2 separate regions of the Homo sapiens genome follow, and region 1 is linked to region 2. A link is a loop called in an ENCODE intact Hi-C map of the cell type or tissue named here. Cell type or tissue: PC-3. All regions are shown on one strand. Links, peaks and the distances in the headings refer to the core of each region. The heading gives the core; the rest is flanking DNA. Region 1 overlaps UNC5C-AS1 (UNC5C antisense RNA 1). Region 2 has its middle 100 kb from the start of UNC5C-AS1.

Evidence for each region. Peaks named below come from ENCODE experiments on the same cell type or tissue, not always from the same donor. Only the 100,000 strongest peaks of a DNase experiment are listed, where the experiment ranks them.
Region 1: it touches region 2 in a loop (10-fold over the local background); 1 of 110 quality-filtered maps calls a loop at or near these places.

What each region holds. Positions count from the first base shown.
Region 1 is chr4:95,581,112-95,589,669 of GRCh38, forward strand. UNC5C-AS1 (UNC5C antisense RNA 1) reads left to right here. Exons shown (of 5, transcript NR_183914.1): 5 at 5,152-6,617. Among named protein-coding and RNA genes, the nearest start is that of UNC5C-AS1, 36 kb to the left of the region's middle. RefSeq lists an enhancer at 3,802-5,001. In PC-3, for the core only: no CTCF peak of the experiment used is centred there; a DNase peak (open chromatin) is centred at 4,390; H3K27ac peaks cover 1,564 bases.
Region 2 is chr4:95,647,341-95,655,898 of GRCh38, forward strand. No RefSeq gene overlaps it. Among named protein-coding and RNA genes, the nearest start is that of UNC5C-AS1, 100 kb to the left of the region's middle. In PC-3, for the core only: no CTCF peak of the experiment used is centred there; no DNase peak of the experiment used is centred there; H3K27ac peaks cover 484 bases.

The DNA.
Region 1 (8,558 bases), core at 1,549-6,548, 67 kb before region 2:
TTGGGAGGCCGAGGCAGGTGGATCATGAGGTCAGGAGATTGAGACCATCCTGGCTAACATGGTGGAACCCTGTCTCTACGAAAAATACAAAAAAATTAGCCGGGTCTGGTGGCGGGCACCTGTAGTCCCAGCTACTCGGGAGGCTGAGGCAGGAGAATGGTGTGAACCCGGGAGGCGGAGCTTGCAGTGAGCCGAGATCGTGCCACTGCACTCCAGCATGGGGGACAGAGTGAGACTCTGTCTCAAAAAAAAAAAAGAAAATATTTGCTGAAGTTCCTGTTGTGGCCTAATATGTGTTCTATCCTGGAGAATGTTCCATGTGCTAATTAGAAGAATATGTATTCTACAGCTGTTGGATGAAATATTGTATAAATGTCTTTGAAGTTTATTTGGTCTACAGTGCAATTTAAGTCTTTTGTTTCTTTGTTGAATTTAAGTCTAAATGATCTGTCCTATGCTGAAAGTGAGGTATTTAAGTTCTCAACTATTATTGTACTAGAGTCTATGTCTCTCTTTAACTCCAATAATATTTGCTTTACATATCTGTGTTCTTTGTTGGTAGGTGCAAATACTTTGAAAGGTATTTTGTCTTCTTGCTGAATTGACCCCTTTATCATTATATAATAAACTTAATCTTTTTTCTTGTTTTTTGACGTAAAGTCTATTTTGTCTGATATAAGTACGGGTATTCCTGCATATTTTTTATTTCTATTGGCATGGAATATCTTTTTTTTCCATTTCTTTACTTTCAATCTATGTGTGACTTAATAGGGATGTAAGGGTTTGGTAAGCAGTGTATAGTTGTTGTTTTTTTTTTTATTTTTAATCTGCTGTATCAGTGTTTATCTTTTAATTGGGAAATTTAAACCATTTACATTCAAGGTTTTTAATTGATAGATGAGGACTTACTCTTGCCATTTTTAATAATTGTTTTCTGATTGTTTTCTATATCCTTTGTTCCTTTCTTCGCCTCTTATTGTTTATCTTTGCAATCTGTTGTTTATCTTTAGTAATATTTTATTTCTTGTTCTTTCTCACTCGCATATCTGCTCTACCAATGAGTTTTATACTTTCATATATTCTCATGATGGTAGATGTTATCCTTTAGTTCCAGATGTAGGTCTCTGCTAAACATCTCTTATAGGGTCAATATAGTTGTGATGAATTCCCTTGGTTTTTGCTTGTCTTGGAAATACTTTATTTCATCTTTGTTTCTGAAAGATAACTTTGTTGGGTAAAGTATTTTTAAGTAGCATTTTTTTCTTTTGATGTGACTATATAATCCCATTTTCTCCTGGCCTATAAGGCTTCTGGTGAGAAATCTGCTGTTAATATGTTGGGAATTCCCTTATATGTGATTTTATGCTTTTCTCCTGCTTTTTTAAAAATATAATTCTCTCTCTTTTCCTTTGACTTGACAGTTTGACTATAATGTGCCTTGGAAAGGATCTGTTTGGGTTGAGTCTTTTGGGAACTTTTAGCTTCTTGAATATTGATGTCTATATGTCTTCCAAGAATTAAGAAATTTTCCCCTATTTCATTATTTTATTAGTTTTTTAAAAAAATTATTTTAGGTTCAGGAGTACATGTGCAGGTTTGTTACATGGGGGAAATTGCATGTTGCTAAGGTTTGGTGTACAAGTGATTCCATCACCCAGGTAGTGCACATAGTACCTCATAGTTTTTCAACTCTTGCCTCCATTCCTATCCTCTACCCTCTAGTAGTCCTAGTGTCTATTGTTCTCATCTTTATGCCCCTGTGTACTCAATGTTTAGCTCCCACTTACAAGTGAAAACATTTAGTATTTGGTTTTCTGTTCCTGTGTTAATTCACTTAGGCTAATGGTCTCCAGTTGCATCCATGTTGCTGAAAATAACATGATTTCATCATTTTTTATGACTGCACAGTATTCCATGGCATATATGTACAAATACTTTCCCTATCTAGTTCATATTTATGGGCATCTGGGTTGACACAATGTGTTTGCTATTGTGCATATTGCTGCAATAAACATATGAGTGCCTGTGTCTTTTTGGTAGAATGTTTTATTTTCCTTTCAATATATACCCAGTAATGGGATTGCTGACTTGAATGGTATACCTAAATTCCAGGATAACTGGCTCACCATATGCAGAAGAATGAAACTGGACCCCTACCTTTCATCCTATATGAAAATTAGCTGAAGATAGATTAAAACTTAAATGTAAGACCTAAAACTATAAGAATCCTAGTGAAAACCTAGGAAAGACCATTCGGGGTATCAGCCTTGGGAAAGAATCTATGACTAAGTCCCCAAAAGCAATTGCAACAAAAACAAAAATTGACAAGGTAGACCTAAATAAATTATCAATAGAGTAAACAGATAACCTAGAGAATAGGGGAAAATATTTGCAAACTCTGCATCTGCCAAAGATTTAATATTCAGAATCTATAAGGAACTTAAACAAATCAACAAGCGAAAAGCAACCCCATTAAAATGAGCAAAGGATATGAAGACACCTTCTCGTAAGAAGACATAGCTGTGGCCAACAAATATGTGAAAAAAAATGCTCAACATCAGTAATCATTAGAGAAATGCAAATCAAAACCCCAGTGAGGTACCATTTCACAGCAGTCAAAATGGCCATTATTAAAGATAAAAAATAACATATATTGGTAAGATTGCAGAGAAAAGGGAACACTTATACCCTGTTGGTGGAAATGTAAATTAGTTCAACCACTGTGAAAAGCAGTTTGGAGATTTATCATAAAATAGATTTTTAATGCCTTTTCTCATCTCTTTTCTGAAATTCCAAAAATTGTATTATTTGTTCACTTGATGGTGTCCCATATGTCATGTAGACGTTCTTCATTCTTTTTTATTCTTTTTTTGTTTTGTCTGATTGTGCTATTTCAAAAGACCTCTCTTCAAGTTCTGAAATTACTTCACCTGCTTGATCTAGTCTCTTGTTAACATCTTGATGGTATTTTTATTTTATAGAATTCTTTAGTTCCACTATTTTTGTTTAGTTGTTTCTTACAATATCCCTTTGTTGAATTTCTTATTCAGATCATGAATTGTTTTCCTGATTATATGTTCTGTATTCCCTCGTGTCTCATTGAGTTTCCTTAATGTCATTCTTTTGAATTCCTTTTCAGTTCAGACATTTCATAGATTTCCTTTTATTTGGGGTATGTTATGGGAAAATTATTATTTTCCTTCGAAAGTGTTAGGTTCCTTACTTTTTTATGTTTCCTGTGTTTTTAAGTTAATATTTGTGCATCTAGCTTAACAGTAATTTCTTCCAAATTTATGATATAGCTTTCCTATTAAATTATTTTCATAGAAAAATACTTTTTTCTGTTGATGGATCTATAATGTTGGCTGGGTAGTGTACTTTGGTTTGGTTCGGGGTGAGCACCATAGTATGGTCTCCATATGATTTCTTTGGCTGTGATCAACATCAGTATTGTCCTTGAGCTCCTCAGTGGCTTAGGCTGTGGTTGTTTGTGGAGGCTGTGGTGAGGCTTTGCTGAAGACTAGTACACTGGGTGGGCTGGTCCTGAGGTCTCCCAGCAGCATTCACATGTGTCAGTGGTGGCAGGAGTGGGCCCTGGTCACTTCTTATGACAACTTTTTATCTCATATGAGCAGAAGAGAACTTAATATTCACTAGCTATGTGTCTCCCTGTTAAATGAGTATTCATCTACCAAAGTGGCCTAGTTGTTATCTATGAAATAGTCACCGACCTCTCCCAGAGAGGAAGATAACTCCCTTCCCTGAGCAATTCTTTTTTTTTTTTTTTTTTTGAGATGGTGTCTTGCTCTGTCACTAGGCTAGGGTGCAGTGGCATGATCTCGGCTCACTGCAACCTCCGCCTCCCGGGTTCAAGCAATTCTCCTGTCTCAGCCTCCTGAGTAGCTGAGACTATAGGTGTGTGCCTAACACATCCAGCTAATTTTTGTATTTTTAGTAGAGACGGGGTTTTACCATGTTGGCCAGGACGGTCTCAATTTCTTGACCTCGTGATTCGCCCCCCTCAGCCTCCCAGAGTGCTAGGATTACAGGCATGAGCCACCGTGCTCTGGGCACATTATTTATTGGCATATCTGTGCTCATTTCTTTAGTGTGATGACATGGAGAATAGCTTTTATGGCTAAGAAGTTTGTATCTCTAGGTGCTATTATGGCTCCTGTAAGAGTAAAGTCCTCAAAAAATGCTACAGGACTTGATTAGAATAATAACTTAGAAATATTCCAATCCTGACATCCATCCATTTGAGACTCATATGAAAATAGAAGGCTCATGTGCTCCAATTTATCCTGCCTGTTTGTGTATTTCTGCTTTTTAAGTTTACCTGGACCTGGTGTTAACTTTGGCATTTCATCTCTTATGCACCTAGTTATGACTAAGTTATGACTAGTTATGACTAAGTTATGAGTAGTTATGACTAAGTTAATGTGTTGTCACTTTTTAAGACTGGGAAATTTTCCAGTTCACTCTTAGTCTATCCTGAATTATTAAATATTTGGAATTATTAAATATCAGAATATTGACAATAATTTGATATTTCTAGTTAATACAAATTATTAGAGATGAGTAATATTTATTTTGTGAAGACTATATAAAAGATCTCATTCAGAGAAAAATTTTAAGGTTGTAGCTTGAGTCTTGAGAACAGATATCAATATTACCACATGAAAAAATCCTAATATGTTTATGCTAAGGACAATATTAGAGTGTAAAAACTGCCCTAAGGGAAATTAAGTCCTCAGACAATAACCACCTCAGTGGAATACATTTAGCAGAATATATACCAGTGATTTAAATGCTTATGGAAATGCAATAGTTCACACATTAAGCATCTATGTTTGCATGTCTGCTTAAGTAGATGATATCCAATATTTAAAATGCTGCATTCAAAAATATAAATACATTGTTGTTCTAATTGATGAAAACAGAAAGCATTCTAACATTGTAATTAGTATAGAAACAGCACATTATGATTAATTTAATAAAATTAATATTTTGCTTCCTCATCTTTCTGTTTCCTCCTCTCCTCTCTCCTCTTTCTTTTATTTTTTCCTTCCTTCCCTCTCCTCTCCTCTCCTGTTCTTTTCTTTTCTTTCTTTTTCTTTTTCCTTCTTTTCTTTTCTTTCTTCTTTCCAGGATCTTGCAGTGTCTCTTAGCCTGGAGTACAGTGGTGTGACTGTAGCCTTGAATTCCTGGGCTCAAGCAATCCTCCCGCCTCAGCCTCCCGAGTAACTGGGACTACACGTGTGTGCCACCAAAACCAGCTGTCTTTTTTTAAATAGAGATGGGAGTCTTGCTATGTTGCTGAAGCTGGTCTCAGACTCCTGGCCTCAAGTGGTCCTCCCACCTTGGTGCTTCCTTATTTTTCTGTCAAGAAAATATTCTCAAAATGCAGAGAGTAAAATAGTTACTCATTTTAAGAGAAATTAAAATCAATTTAGATGTCTTATATTAGCAGTGTGTATGTAAATGCAAATTAAATCCTAGGGCAGAGAATAATGCATATATGCATATAGATATATAAAGATTTTGATATTTGGTAAATGAATGTAAATAGTAGAGACGACTTAAGGCTGGAAAACTGGCAAATGTTCAAGTACTTTTCAAAAAAGGGAAATGGGCAAATCCTGAATATTTCATTTTGGTACGCTTATATCAATTCATGGAAAAACTCTAGGTCAGATGATTTGTGAGCTTTAATATAAGTTAAGTTTCACTAGTAGGAGCAAGAGTCTTTAAGAAAATTTATATCCATGTAATACCATTTTCTTTCTGGACAATTGTTTGCCTATATTAACTCAAGGGAATGCCATAGAGGGTTAGTTTTTCCCTGATATAAGTATGGACAAGATGTTAAAATGTGACCTATATAATGAAGTAAAACAACTATGATCGGTGTTACTAGTAAAACAAAGTTAATTCAATCAATGAAGTTGAATCCTCAGTAGTTGCAGAAATGGATCCTTCCGACTCTAAATGGTAAGTGCCTGTGTTTGGGGATGGGAGAGATGACACCATGCCTTAAAAGTATATCGTTCTCTAGAATGATGATTTTGGTTAAGATCATCAGAGGAAGAGAGGTCTCATGATGGTTTGGTACATATTATCATTATTCTCAGTCTCACTGCTGTCCAGAACAATTAAGATAAATGGGAAATTCAGAAGAAGTGGGTGGAATTTTTGGATATTAGTGAGGGACAAAAGAATCCCTCCTCCACAGCCCTGCCTCTTTTCCAAAATGAGAACATCTCAGACAATGAAACTTGGATTGAGCTAATGTGGACCTGGAGGGCTAGGAATATTTGTTAATACCTCTCAAGGTTGTTTCAGAATGGATTGTTTTGCTAGTGGAATGCTGAAATAGATCAGAGGTCTTCTAATTTTCATAAGTACTAAAAATAATATGTATCAGCCTGAAAAAGCATGACTGAGAAATTAAGCCTGATTTCTTTTCCCACTTCCTTCTACGATTGCCCTTCTCTTACACTTCACAAAAAAGGGGCATCCTTTTCTTCTATCTTGTGTTGCAACCATTGTTGAATTGTCTTATAGTGTAGAAACCCTACTCTCAGTATTAAATAAAATGACAATTACAAACGTGAGTGTTTGCTTTGAGGAAGTACATAAGTCTAATAACAATACCAAATCCATTTGCACGTCATGATTTCGAATTTTTTGCTTTCAACAAACTTGGAGGAGTATCTAATTGATTCGGTATTTGGTAGTGGATCAAATAGAATAGAATTGATAGTGAACCACTATTTTGTCTGGCAATAAGTAATCTTCATCCTCAGATATATAAATTAATCAGGGGAATAGAACTGCTTCCATCTCATTAAGAAATGAGTTTCCAATAAAATTTTGCTCTTTATGTATAAAATTTATTAAAAACGTAATATATTTATGTTGTTTTACTCATTTTTACAACTAATTATTGCAATTATGTCTTTATCAAAAGAAATTTTTAGCACTTCAGCACCTTATAGTCAGATAAACTTTTTCAAAAATTAAATTTAAATTTACATACATATTATAAAGCAGAGAAGTACGATGGGGGAACAATAAAAGACTAAAACCTAATAATTCATTAAATTTTAATAAAATTGTCGGTGTAAGTGAAATAGATATATAAGTTCAAGTAGAAGAGTCATGACATTACATTTCTGGACAGTTGAAAAGATGTATTAATGTATTTTTATATGAATAATGACAAGTATAAAATTGCCATGGTATGTAGACACCACTGGCTACATTTTAAATGACATAAAATTTTTATTTTAAAAGTCAATAATTACAACATGTTAAAAAATTATATAATTTGCAATGACTAGAATTTTATGAAAAATTAAACAACTAAATATTTTGTGAAGGGCTTTCAAAATGTGTTTAGGTGACATCAAAATAGAGGTTTGAAAAATGCTGGACTAGTTCTGGTATATTTGTAGAATGCTTCTCATCTGCAGTAAGAGGAAATTTATTCAACAAATGAAAATTACAATGCAGAAATGAAGATTAATGTAAATAAATGGAACCTCAGGTGATTACCTGGTCTAGTTTTTAGGTTACTGTCCAGATGATATTTTTTTCTTGAATTTTATGAGATGAGACTTATTTATTGTACTCACTAATAATTGTTGTTCTAGCACATAGACTTGCTATGTGTAAAGAGCCTGCTGTGAATCTGAATCGGAATTTAATTACATTCAATATTTAATCTATTGAAAAACTAATGACTACTCTGCTTATAGAAAAATGAATACATATAATTATCTAAGTGTGTTCCAGTTTAAAATTATATACACATATGAAAACATGCATATATTATACATAGTGTTTATATATTTAAAAAGTAGTATATGTATATTATTAAACATTATTATTTAAAATTATACAACACAAGTAAAACAGATTCTAACCTAAATTTCTTAGAGATTGCATAATACTACTTTACATATCAGGTACTCAGTAAAAAAAAATGTTGATTGTAAAATAAATGTTAGCTGTGTGTATGATACATTATGACATGTATTTTTGCCATGCAGATTCAGTATTTCTGTGTTTGTCCACATCAGTGTGTTTTAAAAATTCATACAAGTACTATTTTATCTGTTATTAGAAGATCCAATAAGACAAGGTACAATTTAATACATTTTAAAATTAGACATTTCTTAATAGTTTCTCAAATCACCTATATTGATTTATTAAGCCAATGATAACATTTATAGGAATAATTGTCATTTAATAATAGATATTATAGTTTATAATGGATTCTGTTTCAGTTACATCCCACAATTAACAACCAACTTAATTATCCTATAGTAACTGGACTTCAGTATATCAGATACAACATCTAAAACATTATATCTGGTTTGAAAACTGCAAGCAGATTAAAATAGCAACTACCCTTCATAATTAGACATGATTTTGTTTTATGTGTTTTAAATACATTTTTAGATCTTTATTGAAGAGCTTATTAGATGAGTGAAAATAACTAAACTAGTGTGGTTTGTATTATTATCCTAATTAATACTGACAAGGTTCTC
Region 2 (8,558 bases), core at 2,157-7,156:
ATTAACCAAAACTTCATATTAAATTTTACCTTCACAAAAATTACAATGATACATTATAAACCTAGATGCTGCTGCTTACCAAAGAAACATGTCGTAGTAGGGGAACTCTTGGGTATGTTACATAACCAGCCTGAATCTCAGTTTCCTCCTCATATTGAGGGGACAAAGTGTGATGACCTTGAGGTCTAAGTTTTTCCAGCTCTAAGATGCCAGGAATTCATTTGATGTCATGTAAGTCTTTGCACATGTAAAAGACACTGCCTAATGTTTATCTATTTGGTAAGCAAGACCAACCTTGCTTATCCCTTAAATGTTTCTTAGACTCATTATTTTCTCTCCTCTTTTCACTACCACCATTTTAGTCATGCTAGTCAGCATCTGGATTTTTGCAGTGGCTTTCAAGCTGGGTTTTCTCTGATGTCTATTTTATATCCCGATAACCGGATGTTTATTAATTCATTCGACAAATATTTATTAAATGTTGTACTATGTTCCAGCACTATTTTGTCTCAGCTGTGAGAAAAGCAGACAAAAACATTTTATTTCATAGAGCTTAGTTTCCAGCAAAGATTGAAAGATAATAATAAACCTATAAAAAAAATATATATATGTGTGTGTGTGTGTGTGTGTGTGTGTGTGTGTGTGTGTCAAATGGTCATAAGAATAAGGAAAATAGACAGAGTTGAAACTTAGGGAAAATTGGTGTGGGGGGATGGGATAGATTTATAATTTTAAATATGATAGGAAAGACCCACTAATAAAAATGACTTTTAAATGGAGACTGTTTAAGCATTTATTGTGAGTGCCACATTTAGTGAGTTCCAGATAATGTGATTCGCAAAGGTATTTTCAAGGGGAGGAAAATGTATAAATTTCAGAATTCAAGGAGTTTAGGGTCTAGTGGAGGAAATAAGCAAATAAACCATCAAGTAAAAAAGAGTCATCTATGATATAATGCCAAAAAGCATAAATCCAGATTCAATCTCTACCATTTCCCAGCTGTATAGCCTGGGAAATTTATTTAACATAGCTAGCTTCAGTGTGTTCATCTAGAAAATAAAGAGTATAATAGTACCCAACCCTGTGTCCTAAAATAATTACAAAGCTTAAATATGCTAGCAGATTTTTGTTTTCCTTCTTTCTTACAGACTTAGTGCTGTAGCTAGCATAAGTTGCCACTTAATATATGTCCAATGATTTAATAAAAGAACAATAAAATACTTTTTAAGAAGTGATTTTTGTTTTACAGTTTTACCCATTGTACACAGAGAGCTGTATAATTCTTTTTTGCTTTTATGGTAGACCTTGGCTAAGCTTTTTAAATTTATGCTCATCTTTTGAATTATCTGAGCTATAAAAAACATCTAAGGACAACAGCGATTGTGAATTAAAAAAAAATCTGAAAACTCCACTGATTAAAATGTTAAATTTAAAATGTTAAATCTTTAAATTAAAAGGTTAAATCTCTGTAAATATAATTTTCTATGAACAAAAATAAGTGTTAATATTAATTCTACAGTTATTATTGCTAAAACCTCAAGGCTTCCCAGGCAGAATGAAAGAGTATTATTTTACAAAATGAATCTATTTTCTTGTGCTATATAAAGGTTTTAATTTTGATGACAATGAAAGGCATCTCTAGTACCTAGCTAATAGCTATTTACATATGAGATTAGAGTTGGCCTTTAAAATTATTTTTAGATAGAGTAAAATAAACTTTGCCTCATTTTCTGGTGAAATGGGCTTAATCAACTACATCAGTCAATTTCCTACTATAAAAGAGGTAATATGAAAAGAACACAATATATGTACTCTATATATTTGTTTTGCAACTCAGTCATATAATGCAACCAAAGAGACCCACTATCTAGTATAAGTAAAGCAATGTTATTTTTATCCCACACTTTTCACATTTTTCAGTATGTTTAAATTAAGAGCCATGTTTAGGATTGCATGAAAAGTCACAGTCCTTCCATTAAATTCGTATACCTAGTACATTTCCAAAATGATAAGCCTGATATAAATAAAACCAGGAAAATTGGTTTTGATGCATTTTAGCTTCTGCATCAAAAAATATTGAAATAAGCATTAAAAGCAAATAGTTGTCTTTCAAAGCTGTAGTAGATTTTCCCCCTCATAGAATCCATCAGCTTTTGAAGAGGAACAAGTCATTCATTTGAAAACAGAGGTCATATTAGAAAAAAAGCAATACATGCATGACTAACAAAATCTTCTCACTCCGGAGCAAAATTTTATTTAAATTTCAAATCAGTAGTGAACCCTATCCAAACACTTTTTGAACAAGAAGGATGAACTGTATTTCTATGGAGATAGAAATACAAGATAGAAAGATAAGATATGATAGATCTTATCTTTCCTATGCCCTTGCTTACCACTGAAAGCACAGTAGGTCATGAAAAGGTACAGCTTAACTCATAAATAATGTTTAATTCACTTTATTATTACTCACCGTTCAGTTTGGAACCAAATAAGTAATCTGTGAGTATAATTATAATAATTTCATTACTCATAAACAAAACACTTATATTACATACCTGGAAATACTCTTTTGATGGTTAAAAATAAGCTTAAATATAAGTTGTTAGCAAATAAGTGTAAATAATAGTAAATCACGGAAATTAACTACTCTTTATTTTCAAACATAGGCCAGGGCTGATGTCACTTAAAATTTGTATATCCAGCATCTCTATTTGCAAGATTAGCTAGCTATCTTTGATTTTTTAAAATATATTATACAACTGGTTTGGGAAAATACTTGCATAAAATACACTACACAAAACTAAAGTTAGTAGATCATTTGGGAAATAAAAAGAAACATGTTATTGAAAATGGAGGCTATTGAAATTTTCAGTGTAAAAGTGACTTTAAATTAAATCCGCAGACAAAAGTTGACACTGAAAAGCATATAAGAAAGGGTGTCATTTTGATATTTTCAAAGTTCTGGATATTAATCATTTTATAGATCAGATAATTGATTATATTTAAAACTTTTGGTCAAGCATTTAGCACTGTATGCACACTGCCATCCTGGAAAAACATTTGAGGAAGCCACTGATTATGTAGTCTGGGCAACGTATTCATGTATTCTACTTTGGATTAGTTCTAATGCATGTGACTACCAACACTCTGATAATAAGTACAATATGTCACTGGAGAATAATAAAATATGAGTTACTGGATGTATCTCGAAGGTGGGGAAGCATAACTAGAATGTATTTTCCACATACCAGTTCTAAACCAGAATCAAGGAAACAGAAACCAAAATGCCTCTTTTGTGGATACAAAGAATACTGGAGGCTTCTATTGGAAGGCAAAGTAAGCTTCTTCGTGTTCAGCCCCAAATTGGGTGGGATTCTTCCCACAGTAACAGGGACTTCTTAGAGGATCAAAGTAGAAAAATAGCTTTGGTTTAAAACTGTTCTATAAAGAGAAATAGAAAGATAGAACTACAAGTGCTCAGTTTCTCCTTCCATGCTCACTAGTTAAAAAGCTGTCCACCTGATGTGGAGTCAGAATATGGATACAGAGGCCAAGGATCCTAGAAGATGGGGCTCCCTCCATATCCAAGGAAATATAAGGAGTGGAGAAGCAGGCTAACACTTGATTCACCTAGAACAACTCTTGGATATGAGATAATGATGCCAAATAAGAAATGGGGCTACATAGACAAAGAATCTATGACTAAAATTGCTGTTTAAGTCAATATTTATCAAGTAGTTACCATGTGCAAATGACAATGCTTTATACAGATATTTGCAAAGAGGTTGAACTCAATAAATATTTGTTGGATTAATGAAAATATGATATAAAAGCTCCAATGGAACTAAAAAAAATCAAAGCCAAAAGTTAATTCAGTTAATTGGCACTATAATTCCAATTGTCTTTGTTTAGGAGTTGAAAGAGAAAAGCAATCAATATTCAGAGCTCCCATGTGCTCAGCCACGTATTTAATATTTTTATTTCTGTTGTGGAAGATGGCCAAAACAAACAAAAAAAAGGCCTTAGTCTTCCCAGCTCCAGGTATTCGTGTCCTTTGTCATCTAACTTAGTAATGTTCTCAGATTGGCTGTGTGTCTTGCTTGGGTCAGCAGGATGCAGCAAAACACGACCAAGCAGAAGCTGGAAAAGTACTTGAATGATTGAGCTTGCTCTCTCTCTTGTACTGTTTCTATTACCATGAGGACATACCTGATCTAGCCTGCTAGACTGTAAGAGACATGTTGTACAGCCAATATATTCCTGTTGTCTCATCTGAGACCTGCAAATGCAATAAAGTTCAGCAGATCTACCTAGAAAGTACCCCAGACAATTGGGCACAGAAAGCTGATTTTTGTATGCCACTGAGGTTTCATGGTTCTTTTTACACAGCATTATTGCAACAATAGATAAATGGTACAGCTTCCTTCCATTCTCCCTCCCTCCCTTCCTCTAGCTCTCTTTCCCTCAACCTCTCTCTTCCTTTTTAAAATGATAAATCAAAATTTATTTATTACTTACTGTATGCCAGGCACAATGGGAAAAAGTGGAGGTGCAAGGATAATAAGACACTAGCCCAATCACTTTATTCCCATGTACATCAAATCTCTCTACAATTCATGTTCTCTTAGACTGTCAAAGTCAATAAGCTATAAAATTAAGTGACTATTTTCAGCCAAAACTACATTGGCTTATTGTTGAATTCAAAGCAAAGCTTTGAGCATCTAACTAAAGGTAAATAACAGACAGTGCTTAGTCATTACTTTTATTGTTAGCTCTAGCCTCATGTCTTAGAGCCTGGGCATAAAGACATGTCCTAATCCATAAGGTTGCTGGTGTCTCATGTGCCAGAAACAAAACAGATCAAGGAGAAGCTACTTTAATCATAGGAATTGTCATGTATGAAATGTATACCATTGTAGGACTACACAAGACGTGGTGATACAACCATCAAAATTAAAAGTGCTTTTCATGGCCTTATAGCAAAAATCTAAAACACATATCCTTTATTTTTAATTAAAAATATATATTATAGGCCGGGCGCGGTGGCTCACGCCTGTAAACCCAGCACTTTGGGAGGCTGAGGCGGGCGGATCAGGAGGTCAGGAGATCGAGACCATCCTGGCTAACATGGTGAAACCCCATCTCTACTAAAAATACAAAAAATTAGCCATGTGTGGTGGCGGGCACCTGTAGTCCCAGCTACTCGGGAGGCTGAGGCAGGAGAATGGCATGAACCCAAGAGGTGGAGCTTGCAGTGAGCCGAGATGGCACCACCATACTCCAGCCCGGGTGACAGAGCGAGACCCTGTCTCAAAAAAAAAAAAAAGTATATATATATACACACACACACATATATATATATACACGCACACATATATATACATATATATTTTATATATATCTATATAAAAAATAAAAATTTCCAAATATATGTAAAGGTATAGAAAATAATATAATTCAATGGCATATACCTATTAACTCAAACTCAACAATTACAACTCAGTGCCAGTTTGTTTCATTTATAGCCACACTCACCTTCCTTGATTTTAATTTGAAGCAAATATCAGTCATATCTTTAATCTGTATTCAATACATATATCTACATACTACAAGCTTTTAAAAATTTTTTGATATCCCTACTACACTAAAAATAATAACTTAATAGAAAATCTCATAGTCCATGTTCAAATATGGCCTGTTGTTTCACAAAAATGTTCAAGTGAGACCAAGAGACAAACAACTTTTCGGACTGTAATTGGTTTATATATGTAAGTCTTTTAATTTTAAAATACTAATACTTTTCTCTCTTTTATCTTGCAATTTACGTTTTGAAGAAGCTGAGTCATTCGTCTTATAATTCATGACAGTCTGAATTTTCCTATGGAATTATGTAATATGTTCCTCTGATTCATTTTTCCTGAAACTGGGAAGTTAGATCTATGGGCTTGATCATCTTCAGGTTAGATTCTTTGGCATAAATACTTCAGAGGATGTTTTGTGTATTTCCAAAAGGAAGCGTGGATGCCTCTTTTTCCAAATCTATCATTTATCTAAATTCATTAATTCACTATGGACTGCAAAATGGTGATATTTATTATTATTTTGAAAATAATTTCAACTTTTATTTTAGATTCAGGGGGTACACATGCAGATTTGTTACCTGGGTATATTGTATGAGGTTGACGTTTGGGGTATGATTGATCCTGTCACCCAGGTACTGAGTATAATACCCAATAGTTTTTTAACCCTTGCCCCCTTCTCTTCATCCCTGCTCTAGTAGTCCCCAGGGTCTACTGTTGCCATCTTTACGTACATGAGTACCCATTGTTTAGCTCCCACTTCTAAGTGAGTACATGTGGTATTTGGTTTACTGTTTCTGTGTTAATTCACTTGGGATAATGGCCTCCTGTTGCATCTATGTTGTTGCAAAGGACATGATTTTGTTCTTTCATATGGCTGCATAGTATCCATGATATATGTATACCACATTTTCTTTATCCAGTCAACAATTGATGGGCACCTAGATTGATTCCATACCTTTGTTATTGTGAATAGTGCTGCAATGAACATACAAGTAACTGTGTCTTTTTGGTAGGACTATTTATTTTCTTTTAGATGGATACCCAGTAATGGGATTGCTGGGTTGAATGGTAGTTCTAAGTTCTTTGATAAATCTCTAAACTACTTTTCACAGTGGCTGAACTAATTGACATTCCCACCGATAGTACCTACACTTTCCCTTTTCTCTGCAGCTTTGCCTGCATTTGTTTATTGATGTTTTAATAATAATTATTCTGACTGATGTGAGATGGTATCTCATTCCAGTTTTGATTTGCATTTATCTGATGATTAGTAATGTGGAACTTGTTTTGCATGTTTGATGGCTGCATTTCTATCGTATTATGAGAAATGCCTGTTGTGTCTTTTGCTCATTTTTAACTGGGATTATATGTTTTTTGCTTGTTGAATTGTTTAATTTCCTATACATTTGGATATTAGACCTTTCTCAGATGTATAGTTGTCAAATATTTTCTCCTATTCTGTAAATTCTCTGTTGATAGTTCTTTCCTGTGCAGAAGTTCTTTAGTTTAATTAGGTCCCACTTATCAAGTTTTGTTTTTGTTGCCATTGTTTTTGAGGAATTAGTCATAAATTCCTTCCCAAGGCTGATGTCCCAAATGGTGTTTCCTGGGTTTTCTTCTAGAATTCTTATAGTTTGGGGTCTTACATTTAAATATTTAATCCATCTTGAGTTAATGTTTGTATATGGTGAAAGATAGGGGTATAATTTTATTCATTTGCACATGGCTAGCCATTTATTGAATAGAGATGCCTTTCCCCATTGCTTATTTTTGTCAACTTTGTCATAAGTCAGAGGGTTGTAGGTGTGCAGTTTTATTTCTGGGTTCTCCATTCTGTTCCATTGGTGTATATATCTGTTTTTGTACCAGTATTATGCTGTTTTGGTTACTGTAGCATTCTAGTATAGTTTGAAATTGGGTAATGTAATCCCTCTGGGTCATTCTTTTTGCTTAGGAGTGCTTTGGCTATTCAGGCTATTTTGTGGTTCCATATGAATTTTATAATAGTTTTTTTCTAGTTCTGTGAAAAATGATGGTGGTACCTTGATAGAAATAGAATTGAATCTGTACATTGCTTTGGGCAGTATGGTCTTTTTAACAATATTCATTCTTCCTATCCATGAGCATGGAGTGTTTTTCTATTTGTTTGTGTCATCTCTGATTTCCTTCTGCAGTGTTTTATCATTCTCCTTGTAGAGATCTTTCACTTCATTGGTTAGGTGTATTCCCAGGTATCTTATTTTTCACTGAAGCTATTGAAAATGGGAATGTGTTCTTGATAAGACTCTCAGTTTCAACCATATTGGTGCATAGAAATGTTACTGATTTTTGTATGTTGATTTTGTATCCTAAACTTTACTGAAGTCATTTATCAGTTTCAGGAGACTTTTAGCAGGGGTTTTAGGATTGTTCTTGGTATACAATCATATCATTGGTACAGAGAGATAGTTTGACTTATTTTCCTCTTTGGATGTCTTTTATTTATTTCTTTTGCCTGATTGCTCAGGCAAAGACTTTTTGTATTGAATAGGAGTGATGAGACTACATCTCCTTGTCTTTTCCCAGTTTTCAAGGGGAATGCTTCCAGGCTTTGCTTGTTTGGTATGATGTTGGCTATGGGTTTGTCATAGATGGTTCTTATTATTTTGAGGTATGTTCCTTGGATACCTGGTTTCTTGAGGGTTCTTTTCATGAGTAGCTGTTAGATTTTATTAACAGCTTTTTCTGCATCTTTTGAGATGATTATACGATTTTTGTTTTCAATTCTGTTTATGTGGTGAATCACATTTATTGATGTGCATATATGAACCATCCTTGCATTCCAGGAATGAAGCCTACTTGATCATGTAGAATTAACTTTTTTAATGATAATTTTTACATCTGTGCTTATCAAACATATTGGCAGATAGTTTTTTTTTTTTTTCATTTGTCTTTACCAGGTTTTTGTATCAGGGTGATGTTGGCTTCATAGAATCA